Linked DNA regions of Homo sapiens: region 2 is linked to region 1. A link is a loop called in an ENCODE intact Hi-C map of the cell type or tissue named here. Cell type or tissue: PC-9. All regions are shown on one strand. Each heading gives the region's core, and the rest is flanking DNA. Links, peaks and the distances in the headings are about the cores only.

Region 1 (5,385 bases), core at 256-5,255:
AAACAAAGGTATTTTTTTCCACTTAGTTGTACTCAGAAAACACTGTGGCGAGAAATGCTACTTTTAAGAGCTGTTTAGTTCAAATATTACAGAAATACATCTTCATCTACTAATATTCCTCAAGTCCACCATTAAGGTGGTAGCTGTGATCCCCACATGCCTACTTCATGGTATATTTTTAAATGAACACTTAAATCCTGGACAAAGGAACATATATACTGTTTGGTTTTAGGAGGAAAACCCATCATCTTCTAAGAGTTTGTTATTTGAATGGCTCTCAGTGGCACCTGGGGCTGGGACTGACCGCAGTGCCCCTCACCCCTATCCTCTATCAATGGTCCTTTTGTTTGAATCACATAGTTGTGTAGCAACGCCTAGTCAGGATTGGCAAAAACCAAAAGTCAAGACAACTGTGTTCTAGCCACAGTTTTGCTAATAACCAAGGGCTTTCAGCAAATTGCTTCATTTTCTAAGATTACTCTGCACGAAACTACAGGCTCTTCTGAACCCTCTTCTACTCTAGCTTGTCACCTCAAAATAATGATGATGATAATAACAGCATCTTTTATTGAATCTTCATCAACTCGTTTACTCCTCAGCACCCGGTGTGGTAGTCAGAGCTACCACAGCTGCTTACACAGGTTGTCATGGTGGGGGGAACACCCAGCCTGAGCTCTCTTTGCTAAACCACGCAAACTCCTCTGAAGGAAGAGTCCTGTTTTCCTAATTCACATAAAGCTACTGTCTGTACCCAAGCCCATAGAGTCCACCCTGGGGAGCTGCCTTTTCTAATTTACACAAAAGTGCTCAGTGGGCTATCAGGAGCCTGGATATAAGCATTATTATTATCCCTGGTCTCCAGATGAAGAAACAAAAGTACAGACCATTAAGTAATTTGCCCAATTTCCTATAGCTAGCAGGTGGCAGACCCAGGATTCTAAGCTGGGCAGTCTGGCTCCTGACCTGCCCTCCTAGCCAGTGTGCCATGTTGTCTAAATATGTTGCTGATTTCCCCCTATTATCAGTTGAGTTGCAAAGAAAGATCAGACTTCCACTGCCTATGACACCTTCTGCTCTCTTCAATGCGCCTTTTCCTCAAAATGTGTAATAAGAAAATAAACCCCCAAATCCAGAAAAACATCAACACATCTGTGCATTTATTGTCAATTCACTCAACACCAAAGGGGTGAAATAATAACAATCTTTGTCAGGTCCCTGGATTTTTATCTTTGTTTTTAAAAAATCATCACAAGTACCCAAAGAATCCAGCTTGAAATAATCCTATATACAACTCAGTCCCCTATGGAATGAAAATACATATCCATTAAGGGAGGGTGGAGGGGAACAGAAGGAAGGAAGACAAGATGCCTCATTTAATACCATCAGGCATTTTTGGAACAAAATATTTCCCTACTTATCTTCCTTTGGTTCCTTAGACTTATAAATAATGTATTATGGCAGGAAATCTGTTCTTTTGGCTGGTTTGTGATACAGACAGCAGGTGGTAACCCAGCCCACTAAAATGCCATTCATCACTGAGCATTGCTGATGCAGAGTGTGGTGTTGCCCCGCCAGAGGCAGCAGCAGCCATCTTGGCCTGCACAGGAGTGAACCTTGCTCAGGCTCTGTATTTGGCTCTCCTTACCTCCACCTCCACGAACAACGCCCACAGCAATGAAGAACAAGTGCTGTCTCCAGGGTATTACCAAGAACTCTAAGGAAACAATGCAAAACTGGACTATCCTCTTGAAATTACAGGAAAAAAAGCAAGGTTATTCTTTATGAAACTAATAGGTGAGAATCATGTTTAACCAACCAACCAACAAACAATGGGACCTTGTGGCCACACATCAGCTTAAACACCATTAACCAAAAGACTGGGGAAATGAAGAAAGGAATAAAGATATAAAAGGCAATTGTGAGGGCCAGGTGTGAGAGCTCATGTCTGGAATCCCAGCACTTTGAAAGGCTGAGGCAGGAGGATCACTTGAGCCCAGGAGTTCAAGGTTACAGTGAGCTATAATCATGCCACTGCCCTCCAGCCTGGGCGACAGAGCAAGACCTTGTCTCTAAAAATAAATAAATAAGAGGCAATTGTGTTATTGTTAAAACACTCACTGTGTTCTAAAAGGTCCTTGATTGTATTTTTAAAAATCTTTTTAATGTCTTTTTTTGTATTATTTTACTTTAAGTTCTGGGATACATGTGCTGAATGTGCAGGTTTGTTACATAGGTATACACGTGCCATGGTGGTTTGCTGCACCTATCAACCAGTCATCTAGTTTTTAAGCTCCGCATGCACTAGGTATTTGTCCTAATGCTCTCCCTCCCCTTGCCCCCCACCCTCCAACAGGCCCCAGGGTGTGATGTTCCCCTCCCTGTGTCCATGTGTCCTCACTGTTCAACTCCCACATTCTTTATAATCAAGTCATCCTGAGAAATGACCTAGGACTAAGGGTGTTCTAAAATGTTTGTTTAACAACCAGTTCTCATGGGAATAGGGAGATTCCTAATGTACAGCATTTGCCAGCTTCTGTGGTTTCAACATTCCCACCTTAGCTGAATTCATGCTCAACCTGATATCACTGAATGCAAAGTGGGGAAGAAACAGACACAATCCCTTCTCCCCAGTCATATGAACTGGCTCCAGACCCCTACTGCAAACTCACAGTCTGTATGACATACATTATAGGACTAAGAGTTAATCCAATTGCAGTGCTCCAACTGTATTATAATTTCTGAATATTCATGAAATTGGAGAATTTTATCAAATAATGATTGAAAACAAAGCATGTAACTATATAAACATTCAGATACTTCTAAACTTGCATATACTCTTATTTATAAACAGTCAACATCTTATAGAAAGACACAAGTACTTGAATAATGTAAACTAGCGTCCTTTCAGATGGCTGTTTCTGATTTCCTGGATACAGGTAGGCAATAGAAAACAAAAGCAAAGGTCTCCACTAAACTCCTGAAAATTGTCTCTTGGTGCCTGGTTTATTTCATTTAGCACAATGTCCTCTAGGTTCGCTCATATTGTCCAAATGACAGAATTTCCTGGCTTTTTTTTTTAAGGCTGAATAATACTCCTTTGTGTATATATACCACATTTTAATCTGTTGTGAACACTCTGTTGTTTCCATATCTTGGCTATGGTGAATAGTGCTGCAGTCAACACGGGAACACAGACATCTCTTCGACACACTGATTTCAATTCCTTTGGGTATATGCCCATTGGTGGGATGCTGGAGCATATGATAATTTTATTTTTTAGTTGTTTGAGGAACCTCCCTATTGTTTTCCAAAATGGCTATACTAATTTACAATACCACCAACAGTGTATGAGGGTTCCCGTTCTCCAGATCCTCACCAATGTTTGTTATCTATTGTCTTTTTGATAATAGCCAATCTAACAGGTGTGAGGTGATATCTCATTGTGGTTTTATTTTGCATTTTTCTAGTGATTAGAGGTGTTGAGCATATTTTCATATATCTGTTGGCCATTTGTGTGTCTTCTTTTGAGAATAGTCTATCCAGGTCCTTTGCCCATTTTTATTTTTATTTTGAGACACAGAGTCTCACTCTGTCGCCCAGGCTGGACAGCAGTGGTGCGATCTTGGCTCACTGCAACCTCCACCTCCTGGGTTCAAGCGATTCTGCTGCCTCAGCCTACTGAGTAGCTGGGACTACAGGTGCCTGCCACCACACCCAGCTAATTTTTGTATTTTTAGTAGAGACAGGGTTTCACCACATTGGCCAGGCTGGTCTTGAACTCCTGCCCTTGTGATCCACCTGCCTCAGCCTCCCAAAGTGCTGGGATTACAGGCGTGAGCCACCGCGCCTGACCACCCATTTTTGTTTTTATTTTTATTTTGAGATGCAGAGTCTCACTCTGTTGCCCAGGCTGGAGTGCAGTGGTGCAACCTTGACTTACTGCAATCTCCCCTTCATGCGTTCAAGCAATTATCATGTCTCAACCTCCCGAGTAGCTGGGATTACAGGGGCGCACCACCGTGCCTTGTTAATTTTTTTATTTTTAGTAGAGACAGGGTTGTTCCATGTTGGCCAGGCTGGTCTCAAAATCCTGACCTCAGGTGATGCCCCTGCCTCAGCCTCCCAAAGTGCTGAGATTACAGGCGTAAACCACTGTGCCTGCCATTTGCCCATTTTTAAAATAAGGTTATGTGTTTTCTTGTTAATTAGTCATTACAGTTCCTTCTATATTTTGGACATTGGCCCCTTATCTGATGTATGATTTGCAAATATTTTCTCCCAATCTGTAGGCTGTCTTTTTATACTGTTAACTGTTTCCTTCGCTGTGCAGAAGCTTTTAAGTTTGATGCAATCTCATTTGTCTATTTTTGCTTTTGCTGCCTGTGCTTTGGGGTCATATCCAAGAAATCACTGCCCAGACCAATGTCATGGAGTTTTCCCCTATGTTTTCTTTTAGTAGTTTTGTACTTTCAGGTTTTGCATTTAAGTCTTTAATCCATTTTCAGTTGATTCTTGTATCAGGGTGAGATAAAGGCCCTGAACTAGACTCTTGATTACACTGCAAGGGAGGTGATCAGTAGAACCAGCAAAACAGACCAGTTGCTATTTTACTACTGATTGACACAGGGATCTGTTGTTTGTAAAAGAGAGAAAAGACTAATGCATTTTCCAACCATCAACAGCTCTGTTCTTTCTCTGTTTTGTTAAATTGCTGCCTGCTGCCTGGGTCTCTTCAGCCTCATCCATTATGCAACACGTTGGTAGTGATGGGACCAGGATGTACCATTGCACAAAATGACAAACCTGAGCAAAGTCAAAGAAACAGAACTAACATCTCAAAGAACATGCAGTAAACAGCACACACCTTTCCTCTTCTCACTCTCGGTATTGGCAGGTCCTTAAAAGATTCACACTCACATCAACATTTACCAAGTTGTCATTTTATGGCACTGGGAGGAGTTAAAATGCAGAGGCAATATCTGTTCTTCACCTCTTGTCTTGAATGGAATTACATTATTATTTCGTGGAGATTGGCCTTCGCATTTATTCTCTGGCCTACCGAGGAGAAAAAAAAAAAAAGGCTTACAGCAGCATTTCCCAAAGTGTTTTCTGCAGAATCCTAGCTCCATGGGATGTTAAGAGATGTGATGTGGAAAGAAGGGTCCATGGTCAAGTAAGCTTGGGGAATCCTGCGTTTTAAAAAAAGTTTTGTTTTGTTTTTTAACTTTGAACTTCTCAGTGCCAACAATATGCTAATGAGATTCTCCAGAGGGGGATAAAATACTGTTTCCCAATCTGTCTAACCAAGACTACCTTGCAGGAAAATTATCCAATGGGTGGGGTCAGTGTTCTGTGGAACTTGCCTTAGGAAACTGGGTTTCTGGG
Region 2 (5,385 bases), core at 185-5,184, 190 kb after region 1:
ATCCTCTACATAGGCCACCTGCCTAGGTGGACACCATCAGAACACCAGACTTTGCTCTATGCATCCTAAGTTCTTATATAAGGAGTCAGTGAGACAGAAACTAGAATGTCAGTAACTCGCCCTTAGGAATTTACCCTAGTGAAATTAAAACTGATCCACATAAATACATGCATATGAATGTTCAGAGCAGTATTATTCACGATAGCTCAAAACTGGAAACAACCCAGATGTCCATGAACTGATGAATGGGTAAATAGGATATGGTATTTTTATGCAACGGAATACTATTCAGCAGCAAAAAAGAAAGAACTAAGACACATGCTACAGCACAAATGAACTTGTGCTAAGTGAAAGAAGCCAAATACAAAAGATTCTATTTGTATAATTCCATTTATATGAAATGTCCAGAAAAGGCATATTTACAGAGATAGAAAGCAGATCAGTGGTTGTCTGGGGCTGGCAGTGGGATCAGGGATTAACTGTAAACAGACATGAGAGAACTTTTAGGGATGATGGAAATGTTCTAAAACCGGATTTGCAGTAATGGTTTAACAACTCTATTCATAAAAATAATAAATTATATACTTACAACAGTTAAATTTTTATGGTATGTAGATTATACCGTAATAAAGCTGATAGCAGCAGGAAACAAATTCCTAGGCAGACAGGGACAGGACCCCGGTGAAACCCGACCTTCAAGTCAAAGACAGCATGAAGCTGGAAAACCAAACTGCCAGTTCTGGGTGGAGTCCACGACCACAGTGAGAACTTCCTTCATGCCTTTTAGCCAATCGAATGGTGCTTTTTCCAGGCCAAATCATGGACCAATTAGCACACACTCTCCTATTCTGAGCCCACAGAAAACCCCGGACTCAGCCCCACAGACCACTACCCACTTTCAGCCCCGTCTCACACAGAGGGCTGCTCGTTTCAGGGTCCCTCTCATTGTCAAGAGCTTTTCTTTCGCTCAATAAAATTTTATCTGCCTTGCTCACTCTCTGATGTCTGCATACCTCATTCCTCTTGGTCACGGGACAAGAACCTGGAACCTGCTGAATGGAGGGTGCGAAAAGAGCTGTAACATACATTCCTGCTCGCAGAGCTACCGGAGTGAAAAAACCACTTGACACCACACACCCCCATTCACTGAGCTGCGGGCAGCAGGACCGAACAAGCTGTGACACTTCCTGGGGGCTCAGACCTTGGGACTCCCCAACCAAAAGCTGTAACACCCCTTGGGGGCTCTGCAGTTGCTGGCATCTCCGAGTTTTTGGGTACCACCACATCTCCCTTGTCCAGACGCCGGCACCCAAGGCAGAAGCTGGTCACCGCACGCCTTAACCAGCCACAGGCTGGGCACAGAGCCACAGCAGGCGTGCGATCTGGGCCAGTAGCATGAGCAGAGCGCAGCCTGCTGAGCAGAGTGGGTGAGGTGAGCCCAGCAGGCCCATGTGAAGCCCCAGCAGAGGAACTGCTGACGGTGGAGATTTTTGTCTGGCAAAGTGGCACCAAAAGAATCCTGTGTCAAAGCGATTAAGAAAATGGGGGAGATATATAATCAGAGGGAAAGATTAGGAAGAAAATTAATGTACAATGCATGCTGATTTCAAAAGTTTGAGAAATCCAGAGTATATTGTAAGGCAAAAAAGAAGGAAATGCTATAAATATTTGAAGGCCCCTTTTGTGATTGGGTAAACAATATCAGAAGACAGTCTGGGGGCAAATTCATGAAATAAGTCAATTGCACAAATAATAGTAAACTTATGGCCTCTATACTGGCACCACATGTCTTTACAAAAAGGGGCATGGGTCCATAGCATCCCACGGAAGCAAATATAGGCACATGAAGTAGAAAAACTAAGCCTGGTCTCTGAGCCAACTGTTGTTCTTTATTTCAAAGATGATTTTATGGGCTTTAAATTTTAAAATAATAATTATCATAAAGCTCTCAAATGTGGCTTTCGTGTTTCCAAAAGGAACAAAAAAGAGAGCCTTCCAGAGTGAACTGACTCTGTTGGTGGCATTTCTGGTGGCTGATGCCTGCAAAGGGCGGTGGGGGGTGGGAGAACACAGAAAAAAATAGTCCCAGAGGGAAGTAGGCAATGGGTCATACCTGAGGGCCTGGGATTCTTTCCTGCACACAAAATGTGAAGTATTTCAGTCCCATGCATGCTGAAGAACATTTTTTCATTGTTTTCATACAGATTAGATTTATGTGACCTTCTGCAGCAATGAGTAAAACATGCGGATCAGATTTCAATAAATAGTTAAGGTTACACATTACTTTTCCTGTTTAGGTTTCACCAGCACAGTGCCTCATGATGAAAAGCATAAGCAGAGGTTATAAATGAGGTAAACATAGGCTGTGGGCTGAACCAGAGAACCCAGATGACCTTCAACATCCTCAGGGAGGATCTAGAATCAGGGAGTGTGGTCAGTTTTTGGAATTTCAGTGTATGCTTTTCACCCTCATATTCAGAGAGATAGAGAGGGCAAGGAACTGAGAAGAATCAATATGACTTCTTCCCAGTCCAACCATGAGGGTCAGTGGTAGGGACAGAGAATGGGTGGTTGACAGAGGGCAACAAGGGGGATGCCCAGTGTTTTAGTGAACACATTGCATTGCCTTATTAAATTATGTGTGAGACCAGGTACAGTGACTCAAACCTGCAGTCCCAGCACTTTGGGAAGCCAAGGTGGGAAGATTGCTTGAGGCCAGAAGTTCGAGAACAGCCTGGACAATACAGGGAGACCCTGTCTCTTAAAAAAAAATAAATAAAATTAAATTATGTGTGAGTTTTCTGTTGCTGCATAACAAATTACCACAAACTTAGAGGCTTAAATCAACACTCCTTCATTAGAGCATAATTCTGCAGGTTAGAAGTCTAGCACAGAGTGACTGGGTTCTCTTCTTAGAAACTTAAAAGTTGAAATTAAGGAGTTGGCTGGGCTATGTCCCTTTCTAAAGCTCTGGGGGAAGAATCAGTTTCCAGGCTTATATGGGACAGTTGGTCAAGTTCAAGTCCTTGCGGTTGTAGAACTTACATCCTCATTTCCTTGCTGATGGTCAGTTGCAGACCAGTCTTAGCCCCTCAAGGCTGCCAGTCGTTCCCTTGCCAGAAAGAGCCCAGTCCTTTTTAAGGACTGGGTCAGGCCAACTGAGTATAATCTCTCTATCTTAATGTCCATTTATTTGGAGCCTTAATTACACCTGCAAAATCCCTTCAGTGCAGCATCTAGATTAGTGTCGGATTAAATACCTGGGAGAAGGTGTCTGTGCACCAGGGGCTGGGAATCTTGGGGACCATTTTAGAATTCTGCCAAGCACAGATTAGTTATTAAAGATTCTCCAGTCTAGCTAAGTGGTCCTTAGGGGTGGTAGTGCCAACCCCTAAGGGCTGTTTTGGAAATGTGTGGGCAAATATTTTGTTGTTGTAATCATAGTAGGGTAGGTCCCACTGGCATTTAGTGTTCAGGGCCCGAGTCACCAGAAGGCAGTCTCATACAATGAGGAATTTGTGCTGCGTCTTACACAGCTTTTGAATGTCCCCATGGGGACTCTTGTAGATGAAAAATCTGTGTATAATTTTCTGATCCTATATATAAAATATTTTTCACAGAGTTTTTGCACTGAAGTTTTCATAAGTGCAATTATGGGGTAAATCAAGGGCAGAATGTAATATAATTGTGTTTGGAATTTTGCCAAGATGGTTCACCATTTTGGAAACTTCCCATGGCCAATAATGAGCTGCTGTGACCCCTGATTACATCAGCTGTGTGTCTGTTCCTCTCTCAGGGATCTCATGTTTACATACAAGCCTCTCCCTACTTTATGCATCTTATGGAGTAATAACTGAGCGTTTACAGGTTGAAAAAAATACATATTTTGTGTCTTTAAATTGATTTGTAAACATTATATGTGTAGGTAGGTTATATTAGCTATGAATTTTATTTTAGGAGAGTAAAGGGGGCATTACAAATTTCTTAAAAGAAGCAGCTGTGGGGCTGGCAGACTTGAGAGTCAAAGGTCAACTAACAGCGTGCACTTGCTGAAGCTGGAACTGGCCAAGAGGTGAACGGTGGGCCCTGCTGCTCAGGAGTCAGGCAAGGTGAGGACGGGAAGGCATAAAAGCAGCTTAGGAATAAAGCACCAGGCAATCTGACTACACAGAACTTTGGGATAATCTACGGCAGCTGAGCAGTCCTTTGAGCTCAGCCGAAGGAACATCAAAGTCCTTTTGCTCAAGCCAATCAAACAACCCAGGTAGAGCATTTGGGGCCTGGGCAAATGATTATGTGGCTGCCCTTTCTCTGGAGGAGTGAAGGATTTCTGATGAGGATGGTGAGCCCCTGACGTAGATCCCAAAGTCACCCCTAATCACCAACCCCCAAGCATGTATTTTTTGAAGCAACTGTTGTACGACTCCCATGTACCTAAAATTGTTTTGTGTTATTTAATATAAAATATATCCAATCATATGTAAGTTAGCATGAGGTGAATTTGTGCTACTAGGTTGTTTTGAGGGTGAACTTCTGCTATGGGCTGAATTATATCCCCTTGAAATTCATCAACTGAAGCCCTAAGCCCCAGTGTGATGGTATTTGGAGATGGGGCCTTTGGGGTGATTAAGTTTAGATGACATCATGAGGGTGGGGCCATCGTGGTGGCATTAGCGCCTTTATGGGAAGAGACACCAAAGGACTTTCTCTCTCTTTCTGTCCACTGCAGGCACCAAAGAAAGAGCATGTGAGGGTATATTGAGAAGGTTGCTGTCTGTAGTGTAAGGAGAGGGCCCTAACCAGATACTGACCCTGCTGTCACCTTGGACTGTATTTCATAACAAAAAATGTAATACTGTTATAAAAAGAATAATTACATTAAATTATAATATTGTATATTAGTATCATAGAGTATAACAGCAGTTACAAACGATGAGAGTAATGGCCATGGAGACACATGGAAACTTATGAAAGGAGAACAATATTCTTCATATAGCTTATATTAATTATGTAAAAACTGTAGGCAGCAAAACAAACATTCAAAGCTACAGGAGAGGAGGCCGGGCATGGTGGCTCATGCCTGTAATCCCAGCACTTTGGGAGGCCGAGGCAGGTGGATCACTTGAGGTCAGGAGTTCGAGACCAGCCTGACCAACATAGTGAAACTCCATCTCTACTAAAAATACAAAATTAGCCAGGCATGGTGGCGGGTGCCTGTAATCCCAGCTACCTGGGAGGCTGAGGCAGGAAAATCACTTGAATCCAAGAGGCAGAGGTTGCAATGAGCCACGATCTTGTCATTGCACTCTAGCCTGGGCAACAAGAATGAAACTCTGTCTCAAAAAAAAAAAAAAAACAAAAAAAAAGATACAGGAGAGGCAGGGA

Evidence for each region. Peaks named below come from ENCODE experiments on the same cell type or tissue, not always from the same donor. Only the 100,000 strongest peaks of a DNase experiment are listed, where the experiment ranks them.
Region 2: a loop joins it to region 1, with 9 times the contacts of the local background. A loop is called at or near these places in 2 of 110 quality-filtered maps.

Annotation. Positions count from the first base shown.
Region 1 is chr4:41,472,675-41,478,059 of GRCh38, reverse strand. It overlaps a transcript of LIMCH1 not described here. Among named protein-coding and RNA genes, the nearest start is that of LIMCH1, 63 kb to the left of the region's middle. In PC-9, for the core only: no CTCF peak of the experiment used is centred there; a DNase peak (open chromatin) is centred at 2,459; H3K27ac peaks cover 3,408 bases.
Region 2 is chr4:41,284,082-41,289,466 of GRCh38, reverse strand. No RefSeq gene overlaps it. Among named protein-coding and RNA genes, the nearest start is that of UCHL1, 30 kb to the right of the region's middle. RefSeq lists an enhancer at 811-1,311. In PC-9, for the core only: no CTCF peak of the experiment used is centred there; a DNase peak (open chromatin) is centred at 2,176; H3K27ac peaks cover 3,023 bases.